2 separate regions of the Mus musculus genome follow, and region 2 is linked to region 1. The links are chromatin loops, found by intact Hi-C in ENCODE. Cell type or tissue: left cerebral cortex. All regions are shown on one strand. Each heading gives the region's core, and the rest is flanking DNA. Links, peaks and the distances in the headings are about the cores only. Region 1 overlaps Tmprss11d (transmembrane protease, serine 11d). Region 2 has its middle 8.5 kb from the start of Tmprss11b.

Region 1 (5,388 bases), core at 338-5,337:
AATGTATGCATTCTCCAATGATTAATTGCATTGTTAAATATAGACCTAAATATGAAAACGTTCTTGACAATTATCAAGAGGATAACCTTGTTAAATTTGAAAAGAAGGATATATGCAAGGCACATGAAATTCACTTAAAACGTTTGGGGTCGGGAACGGGGTGATTGGAAATGAAATGCTAAGGGTGATGGAGAGGAGGAATGCAGAAGAATACATCATGAAACATACAAATTATAGTTATGAAAAAATCATGGATAAGGAATTTGAAGGACAAAGATACTTCAAAATATATTGAGTAAAACGAGTCAAGATAGATGGTACAAACATTCTTTCAGAAGAGCTGACAAATGGTTACAACATATGACTTACTGAGGAGAACTGGGATTGTGCCCTGTTTGTATTCCTCACGGTTAGTTTTGTTTAATTACTCTATCTAGTAAATGACAATTGTTCTCATGGACAAAGTGAAAAGGAAGCTTTTAGCGAATCATGGGCCCCGCCTAAGATTAGTTATTTCAAATGCTTTTAAGTAGTATTTACTTTCATCGATGTGTTTTTCAAACATCAATCTTGTATGGTTTTCAGAATCAGAACAAAGAACTGGGCTGCTCTGCATCATTTTCCTGGGATGCTTCAGCTTATAACAAAGTGAGCAGAAGTGCGTGGTCTATGAAACAAAAGTTCTGCAGCCCTTTTAAAAGGTGTCATTTCTCAGAGCTTTGGAGATACACAGCATATTATGTTCTTATGACCTGGGAGCAGTTTTCATGGAGGGCTTGGGGGAGTGCTATGATCAGTACCTTATTCTAGACTCCATTTTTCTTCTTTGTCATTGAAACAAAGAATCGATGAGGTTTCTGGTGACTGCCACACTTCTTTCTCCAGTCGTCCTTGACATTGAAAGACCTCCTCAGTTCCATGACCTTTCCATCAAGGAGATGCTCCACCCTCTCCTAAGGCTCCCCAACTTTGTCAGCACTGGATTCATGACAGTAGTATATAGTAGGAGTCGGGAAGAAGAATCTGCTACATCATACTCTATTCAAAAATGCCACAATGATGACGTTGCATTGTGGTTAACTGAGGAGAACAGGTGTGTCTGCTCACATGTCAGTTACTTGTCTGTCCATCTCATCAATTGTCTTGCATTGGACTGTAAGCTCAGTGAGGGACAGAGAGAGGAAGATGCCACAGTATACTCAAGCATCTAGACTGAACCTATCCCAGCTGATTTCTCATCCAGTGTTTATCTATTCTGTGAACCTGGGAAGTCATTTAACTCTTAATTCCCTCATCTGCCAATTAGAGGCAACAGGGCTTAACTTCCAGTTGTATTAGGATAAATGAGTTTAAATTTTGTTAAAACAACTACGATAGATGATGTTTGGTTCTTGGTAGGCCCTGTACTAGGGCTTGGTATATTAAAACAAAAACAACAAAAACAAAATGAATGCAGGCACTGATTGATTTGTTTCATACCATCCTACCCAAGTCTGTACAGGCTGTGATGGAGGTAAAGCCTTGTCTAGTCTGAGTTTTGCCACACTTTCTAACACTGAGTAGAAAGCCAGACATCAAAGGGATTCTTTTTTTTCTTGAACAATGTATCATGTAGTCACTTGTTTCAGGTTTTATATAAAACTGCATATGAAACACTATACAAAGCCTCATATCTTTAAATTATTACACAAGTAATATAGAAGATACAGTTGTGACAACTGTTGGTTTGAAATCACACAGTCCTATTTGACTACTAGAAAGTGGCAAAACCTCTCTGAACTTTAGTTTCTATGTGCAAAAAAAATGAGAATACATACTTAGAAGTTGTGAAGATTAAATGAAGTACTGTTATTAAATTATATTTTTTCTTCTATATAAATCCTATTTTTAGTTGGAAATATACTTTTAACATGCAATAAAACTGATAAATCATTTAAAATATTTAACTGACAAAAAGTTAAAATTCATGTGAGTAGCAGAGTAGTAATTTTAGATTTATTTATTTATTATATGTACAGCATTCTGCCTGTATGTATCTCTGCAGGCCAGAAGAGGGCACCAATCTCATTACAGATGGTTGTTAGCCACCATGCGGTTGCTGGGAATTGAACTCAGGACCTCTATAAGAGCAGGCGGTGCTCTTAACTTCTGAACCATCTCTCCAGCCCTGAAGGGTACTTTTTTATAACAACATGCTGGAAGATTGGTAGCAGTTTGTAGAATAGCAGAATATTAGCAACTGCAAGCAATTTCAAAAGCCTCTCCTTCCCTTTTCTCATGCAGATGAATAAAATGATATGTAGACAGACAGACACAGTACTACAAAGGCCAACATTTAGGCTTCTTGATGTTTTGCCCAAGAATTTTCTTGGAAGCTTTACTTTCTTGTAATCCACTGTGTGATGGGTGCTACATATATGTAGTGTTTATTAATGGACACTGGAAGCATCCATAACTACTGAATGCATACATTGTTCTGCTAGCCATTGGAGGCATGATAGCAGGTGGCTGAAGTGTTGCCCTTGTTTTTAAACCCTCATTTCTATCTGAGATAAGGTCTAGGTGTCACCTCTTCTAGGTATTTCATAGTCATAGAAACATTCACTTTCATTAAAGCATTGCCTTTTGTTGGTAGTAAATAGAGCAAATGTGCAGCATAATACATATGTAGTATTCAGTACAAACAATAAAAGTTTAATTCCAGAGTTGTGATTCTGGCTGATGGACGTCTGTATTGTTGTATTATATGGCTCGTTTGGACAGCCTTAATAACTGGACACTGAGAGGCCCATTCTGTGGTTGACTTCTCCATTAGAGTCAGTAAGAAATGTGATTGGTACTCTGCTGCCTGGCCTAGACTGAGAGCCAAACGCTCCCAAAGCTGTCCTTTTCTAAAACAGCCTTGTCTTTCTCTTTCCGTCCCTTTTTCAAACTCCTAAATGCCTTTTGCTAGTTGCTTTGTCTTTAATTGCTTAGTGTTGTTTCATGCTCTGTTTATTTTCTCTCCATTTCCTCTAGCTGACCTAATTCAGACAGTTTTCATTACCATTCCTGCCAATCATGTGCATAAGAAGAGAAGGAGCTTGGGAACTGCAAATTTTCATATTTACCATCCACACAATTTCCAACAATCTGGCTGTGCTGTTCAAAAATCTACATTTAGGAATCTTATAGCCAAGAATAACCAAAGTTCATATTTTAAGTAACATTGATCTATGCATAATTTTTTTGGTTGTAATATCCAACTGCAACCTTCATGTATCTCTACTTGACATTTAGCATTCATGTTTCTGAAATGAAGTGTTAATTTTATATTTTCTAACTCTCACAACCTTCTCTTGTTCCCCTCCAATGAATAGATATTTCCTCAAATTTTCTGTCTTATTGAATGATTCCAATATCAAGCAAGTTTCTCATGTTACTCTAGCAGAAAATGCTCCTGTTCATGGTCTTTAGTTGCTTTACAGTTCTTTTTAGGATATCATGTAAACTCTCTAATTGCCTTTAAAAGAGTGTGCAATCTGTTCTGTATGTTCCTAAGATTCTGCTTATAAATAGGTCTTCAAGGAAGCTTCCCAGGAACAGGTAGATTGGTATGTTTTTCACGACAATGGACATTTCAGTGTCTTCTTACTAGCAAAAGTGAAATGGAAAATTCTTAGTCACTAAATATGGTTGGCTTTTTAGCCAGTAAAGTTTGGATTTTCAGTTAATATTGCCTGATATTGCTGAAATTTCCACAAAGAAAATGCTTCACAGTTGCTTGCATCCATCCTAATTAACCAAAGCCCCTCAAGTTTTTGCTTGTGGCATTACTATAATTAGAATTGGACAGTCATTTACTTATTTAGTTTTTTAGTGGGTGTTCTTCCAATAAATAAGAAAATAACAGGTCTCTGCTCTTTTCATTCTAATTCTGTACACCTTGTATCTAACAGTTTCTAATAAGAAAAGCAGACTTGTGCTCAACTGATGAGTATATAACATGTAAGATAAGCAATAATAAGACAAATACTACAAAGGCAATATTAAACAATACAGTTTTGCCATAGGATCTTAAAGCTCATTTTCAACGAAGAGAACATTTTTGCTTCTCACAGAATGATTATGGTCTCCATGGACTACTGACTGCCTTCTGGGCCACCAGCTTACACAGTATTACACAGTGACCTCCAGAATAGACAGTGTCGAGCCGGGTGTGGTGGCACACGCCTTTAATCCCAGCACTCGGGAGGCAGAGGCAGTCGGATTTCTGAGTTTGAGGCCATCCTGGTCTACAAAGTGAGTTCCAGGACAGCCAGGGCTATTCAGAGAAACCCTGTCTCGAAAAACCAAAACCAAAACCAAAACCAAAACCAAAACCAAAACCAAAACCAAAACCAAAACCAAAACCAAAACCAAAACCAAACAAACAAATAAAAAGAATAAACAGTGTCACACAGAAAATAGAGCTAGAGAGAACTAATCCTCCACTCGAAACTTAGGGGAAAGGAAAACGAGAACCATCTTTTTTAACAAGCTGGGAAATAAAAGAGGATGAGTGTGGTCAGGGAGAAACCAAGAATGTAGAGAATTGAAAGCATACTGGAGACCATATATGGTAGAGAGAATGAACAACCACGGAGTGCTTATAAGTAAGACAAGCAAGGAGACCTACATAAGATTTTGCAGTGTGGATGATCACTAAGAGCTAAACAAGAATTGTTTCAGAGGTGTTTTAATGAGAAACCATTTCCACTTAGATAAAATTATTGGCAAACATAAGCATGCACACCATGTGTCATAGAAAACTAACATATGTAGGAATATACCCTAAAGGGACTCTGTGTATTTGTAACACTGAATCTGCTTTGGAGCACTCTGTGTTTGTATGTCAGCTGTAGGACACCCTTAGAATGTAATCCTGATAACTAGGATCATAGATACACTAGTACATACTTCACAGTGCAATTTTGATCACATCTTATGCATTTGTGGATATAGAAGTTATGTTTTAAATGATATGCCCCAAAGGTAAAAAGCTATGAAGACAATGAAGGGCATTAAGATATCACCCATAGACAATGGTTGCACTAGAGAAGGTGAAGAGAGGGAAGATGGAGCACATGATATGTTTGTGCAGGTGCCTACAAGGGCATGGATATTAGTGATATCATTTCTTTTAAGAAATTATTAATTATCCATAAATTCATTTTTAAATGTCCACAGCTTTGAGAAGCCATCACTTCGCTTACTAAAATTATTATTTTGAATCTTTTTACTTTTAAAAGCATTCAATATAGGCAATTTATTTGTAAATCTAACAGCAGACATTGCAGAAGCTACATCTTTTCAAGATTCCATGCCACTCTTCTTGGTTTGTTTGTAAGCAGTGCCTGGTATAGTTGC
Region 2 (5,388 bases), core at 132-5,131, 330 kb after region 1:
CCTCCTTTCCCATTATTCATCCTTCCTCGTTTACATCACCTGTGTCCTGTTTCACCCCTTTACCTTAAGTGCTTTCTTTTCCTCCTCACCACTGGCATCTTTCTGTCTCTTGAATTCCAGTTTTACACAAATTAAGCAAAAAATTCTAGAAATTTGATGCTATGATTCACCTAAGACTGAAACATAATATTTCTCTTTCTAGGTCTGATTTACCTCAGTCAGTACAATTTTTCCAGTACCATATACAATTCACAATTATGCAAGCTTCATAGTTTCACTTTCCTTCACAGATTAATAAAAAAAAAAAAACTCTCATATGTAGCTACCATGTTTTCTAGATCCAATCACCGAGTCGGTTTTCATGCCCTAGCTCTGGTGAATAGAGCATCAGGGAATATGGATGTGCATACATGTCCTTGTAATAGCGAATGCAGTTCTTTGGGTATATATCCAAAGGTGGTACAGTTAGGTAGAATGGAGAATCTGTTTCTTGTTTTCTATGGAAATGCCACACTGATTTTCACAGTGACTTTATCAATTTACATCCCCAGAAGCACACATGGTGGTTCTCTATTCCCTACATAATGCCAATGGTTTTTGTCTGTTTTCGTAATCTAAGTCAATCTGACTACCATAAGATGACATCTCAGAGTAGTTTATTTGGCATTTTCCTGAAGGATAAGAATAGTGAATATACTTTAAAATATTTCTTTTTTTCTTTTTTTTTTAAATATTTTTATTAGGTATTTTCCTCATTTACATTTCCAATGCTATCCCAAAAGTCCCCCATACCCTCCCCCCAACTCCCCTACCCACCCACTCCCACTTTTTGGCCCTGGCGTTCCCCTGTACTGGGGCATATAAAGTTTGCAAGTCCAATGGGCCTCTCTTTCCAGTGATGGCCGACTAGGCCATCTTTTGATACATATGCAGCTAGAGTCAAGAGCGCCGGAGTACTGGTAAGTTCATAATGTTGTTCCACCTAAAGGGTTGCAGATCCCTTTAGCTCCTTGGGTACTTTCTCTAGCTCCTCCATTGGGGGCCCTGTGTTCCATCCAATAGCTGACTGTGAGCATCCACTTATGTGTTTGCTAGGCCCCAGCCTAGTCTCACAAGAGACAGCTATATCTGGGTCCTTTCAGCAAAATCTTGTTAGTGTATGCAATGGTGTCAGCGTTTGGAAGCTGATTATGGGATGGATCCCCAGATATGGCAGTCTCTAGATGGTCCATCCTTTCGTCACAGCTCCAAACTTCATCTCTGTAACCCCTTCCATGGGTGTTTTGTTCCTAATTCTAAGAAGGGGCAAAGTGTCCACACTTTGGTCTTCATTCTTCTTGAGTTTCATGCGTTTAGCAAATTGTATCTTATATCTTGGGTATCCTAAGTTTCTGGGCTAATATCCACTTATCAGTGAGTACATATTGTGTGAGTTCCTTTGTGATTGGGTTACCTTACTCAGGATGATGCCCTCCAGGTCCATCCATTTGCCTAGGAATTTCATAAATTCATTCTTTTTAATAGCTGAGTAGTACTCCATTGTGTAAATGTACCACATTTTCTGTATCCATTCCTCTGTTGAGGGGCATCTGGGTTCTTCTTAACCATTGGTATTTCTTCTGACAATTCTCTCTTTCAGCCCCATATCCATGTTTTAAGTGGGTTGCCTGTTCAGGGTTAAGTGTGTCACTGTGTTCAGGGTTTTTTGTTGTTGTTGTTGTAGTTGTTGTTTGTTTTTCTTTTTGTTTTCTTGTTTTCTTTTGTTTCTAGTTCCTTGTTTATCCTACACACTAATCCTCCATCAGATGTGTTGCTACCATTTTCCCCCCAGGCAGCCTCTTCAGCAAACCGACAATTTCCTTTGTTTCACTGGAATGGGTCTGGACCCAATTTAATCATCAATTGAACAGAGACACTCTGCCGGACAAGTCAAGAAAATGAAAGCAAGAGGGATCCCTGCCCCTTCTGGATCTCTGCAAGTGGGTAGCCTGGTTACATTGCGATTTCCCTTGATTCCTCTCCTTGTCCTCTGGAGAGGAATTTTTCTATCCTCGTCTTCTAACCTGCCACAGAGCTGTGAACTGTAGGCGTGCTTTATGCTCTCACACAGATCACCTCTGGCAAAGTGTGTTAAAGACGGAATCACCTTTACCCAAGAAGCGTCCACTTCTCCAATGAATAACAAAGTTAGGGCTCTGCATCTGCTGTTTTCGTCTTTTGTTTATTTTGTACTGCAGCTCAAGCTAACAGAATTGAAATGCTTTCTTGATTCGATACATTAGCAAATGTATTGTTCTGCTTACTTACCTATAGTGAAGTGCACCGTCAGTGCAAAGAAGGCTGAAGGAACTCCAATGGACTCACAACCCCAGTAAGAAGCACGCACACTGGGCAGTCCTCCAGCCGGAGATCTGGTAAAGAGAACTCGTTATATCTCATGTTCACAGCAGTAGATTTTACATAAATCACAAGCCCCCGACTGTAAAGGAACAGCATAAAGGAGGACCACAAAGTGTTCTGAACTTTTAGGCTTTATTTAAAATATAAAAGAAATAGTTATTACCATCCTACACATAATAAATAGTTCTTCTCATTAGCATCCTCCAAAACAAAGTGATTTTATTTAAAAGTACATTGTATTGAAGGCTAGAGAGTTCACTCAGCAATTAAGAACCATTTCAGCTTTTGCAGGAGACGCAGATTTAGTTCCCAGAAACCACAGGATGTCTAAAAACCAGACTTAACTCCTAGAACTCTTGTTCCAGAGCATCTGCGGCCCTCTGCTGCCCTCTGCAGGCACCAGGCATCTGCACAGTAAACATGCAAATATGAAGGCAAAGCATTCGTACAGATATAATAAAAACAAGAGTGAATAAATCTTTAAAAAGAAAGTAAATGATTTGGTGCAGTAAGAAGGATGCAGACAAGCAGCGAGGGCCTAGAGACATGTTAAGTGCAGCTCTCCATGATCCTTGTTCACACATACATGCGTTCGGCCACTAGATTTAACCACAAAAACTGTTAAATGATGTTAAAGGAATATTAAAAAATGTTAAAGGAAAGCAGACATCTTCAGAGCGATCTTAGATTAGTAACAACATATACTCAAGTAGCTAAGGGAGATTCAGACTTGAAACCTCATATAAGAATCACTGGCTTACCAAACCCAATCATTAGGCAGATGCCAAGACACTGCTGACAGGAGCCTGATATAGCTGTCTCCTGCAAGGCTCTGCCAGTGCCTGGCAATGCTCACAGTCATCCATTGGATGGAGCACAAGGTCCCCAGTGAAGGAGCCAGAGAAATACCCAGGGAGTTGAAGGGGACAGAAGCCCCATAGGAGGAACATCAATATGAACTAACCAGTACCCCCAGAGCTCGTTGGAACTATACCACCAATCAAAGAAAACACATGGTGGAACTTGTGGCTCTAGCTATTTATGTAACAGAGGACGGCCTAGTCGCTCATCAATGGGAGGAGAGGCCCTTGGTCCTGTGAAGGCTCTATGACCCAGTATAGGGGAATGCCAGGACCAGGAATGGGAGTGGGTGGGTTGCAGAGCAGGAGGGAGGAGATAGGGGGTTTTCGGAGGGGAAGCTAGGAAAGGGGATAACATTTGAAATGTAAATATAGAGAGAACTGGACAGCTTCTGGGACGGGCGGAAGCACAGAGCCGCTGAGGCAGTACTCTTGGCGGGCCGCAGACAGCCGGCCACCGTCCGGACCAGAGGACAGGTGTCTGCCTGGCTCGGAGACGGCCTCAGCCTCAGCAGCAGCGGTCGCCATCTTGGTTCCAGGACTCCCTGGATCTTAGGATTTTAGTCTGCACAGGTGAGAGTCTGCACCACAGAAGCTGACAGCTTCTGGGAACTGCCAAAGCAACACAGCTTCTGAGAGAGGCCCTGTTTTGGGCCTTCTTCTTCGACCAGGAGGAGGTCCAAAAACAAGATATCTGCGCACCTTCCCTGTAAGAGAGCTTGCCAGCAGAGAGTGCTCTGAGCACTGAAACTCAGAGGAGAGAATCTGTCTCCCAGGTCTGCTGAGAGACGGTAACAGAATCACCAGAAGAACAATCTCTAAACAGAGTCAACTATAACTACTAACTCCAGAGATTACCAGATGGCGAAAGGTAAACGTAGGAATCCTACTAACAGGAACCAAGACCACTCACCATCATCAGAACCCAGCACTCCCACTTCGCCCAGTCCAGGGCACCCCAACACACCCGAAAACCTAGACCTAGATTTAAAAGCATATCTCATGATGATGGTAGAGGACATCAAGAAGGACTTTAATAAATCACTTAAAGAAATACAGGAGAACACTGCTAAAGAGTTAGAAGTCCTTAAAGAAAAACAGGAAAACACAATCAAACAGGTAGAAGTCCTTACAGAAAAAGAGGAAAAAACATACAAACAGGTGATGGAAATGAACAAAACCATACTAGACCTAAAAAGGGAAGTAGAAACAATAAAGAAAACTCAAAGTGAGGCAACACTGGAGATAGAAACCCTAGGAAAGAAATCTGGAACCATAGATTTGAGCATCAGCAACAGAATACAAGAGATGGAAGAGAGAATCTCAGGTGCAGAAGATTCCATAGAGAACATCGGCACAACAATCAAAGAAAATGGAAAATGCAAAAAGATCCTAACTCAAAATATCCAGGAAATCCAGGACACAATGAGAAGACCAAACCTACGGATAATAGGAGTGGATGAGAATGAAGATTTTCAACTCAAAGGACCAGCAAACATCTTCAACAAAATTATTGAAGAAAACTTCCCAAATATAAAGAAAGAGATACCTATGAACATACAAGAAGCCTACAGAACTCCAAATAGACTGGACCAGAAAAGAAATTCCTCCCGACACATAATAATCAGAACAACAAATGCACTAAATAAAGATAGAATACTAAAAGCGGTAAGGGAAAAAGATCAAGTAACATACAAAGGCAAGCCTATCAGAATTACACCAGATTTTTCACCAGAGACTATGAAAGCCAGAAGAGCCTGGACAGATGTTATACAGACACTAAGAGAACACAAATTACAGCCCAGGCTACTATACCCAGTCAAACTCTCAATTACCATAGATGGAGAAACCAAAGTATTCCACGACAAAACCAAATTCACACATTATCTCTCCACGAATCCAGCCCTTCAAAGGTTAATAACAGAAAAAAACCAATACAAGAACGGGAACAATGCCCTAGAAAAAACAAGAAGGTAATCCCTCAACAAACCTAAAAGAAGACAGCCACAAGAACAGAATGCTAACTTTAACAACAAAAATAACAGGAAGCAACAATTACTTTTCCTTAATATCTCTTAACATCAATGGTCTCAACTCCCCAATAAAAAGACATAGACTAAAAAACTGG

The links. Peaks named below come from ENCODE experiments on the same cell type or tissue, not always from the same donor. Only the 100,000 strongest peaks of a DNase experiment are listed, where the experiment ranks them.
Region 2: a loop joins it to region 1, with 3 times the contacts of the local background. A loop is called at or near these places in 5 of 42 quality-filtered maps.

Annotation. Positions count from the first base shown.
Region 1 is chr5:86,356,788-86,362,175 of GRCm38, forward strand. All of the region lies in intron 1 of Tmprss11d (transmembrane protease, serine 11d), which reads right to left. All of the region lies in intron 1 of Gm35367 (a long non-coding RNA gene), which reads left to right. Among named protein-coding and RNA genes, the nearest start is that of Tmprss11d, 14 kb to the right of the region's middle. In left cerebral cortex, for the core only: no CTCF peak of the experiment used is centred there; a DNase peak (open chromatin) is centred at 3,098.
Region 2 is chr5:86,682,098-86,687,485 of GRCm38, forward strand. No RefSeq gene overlaps it. Among named protein-coding and RNA genes, the nearest start is that of Tmprss11b, 8.5 kb to the left of the region's middle. In left cerebral cortex, for the core only: a CTCF peak has its summit at 2,794 (motif pointing left); a DNase peak (open chromatin) is centred at 2,788.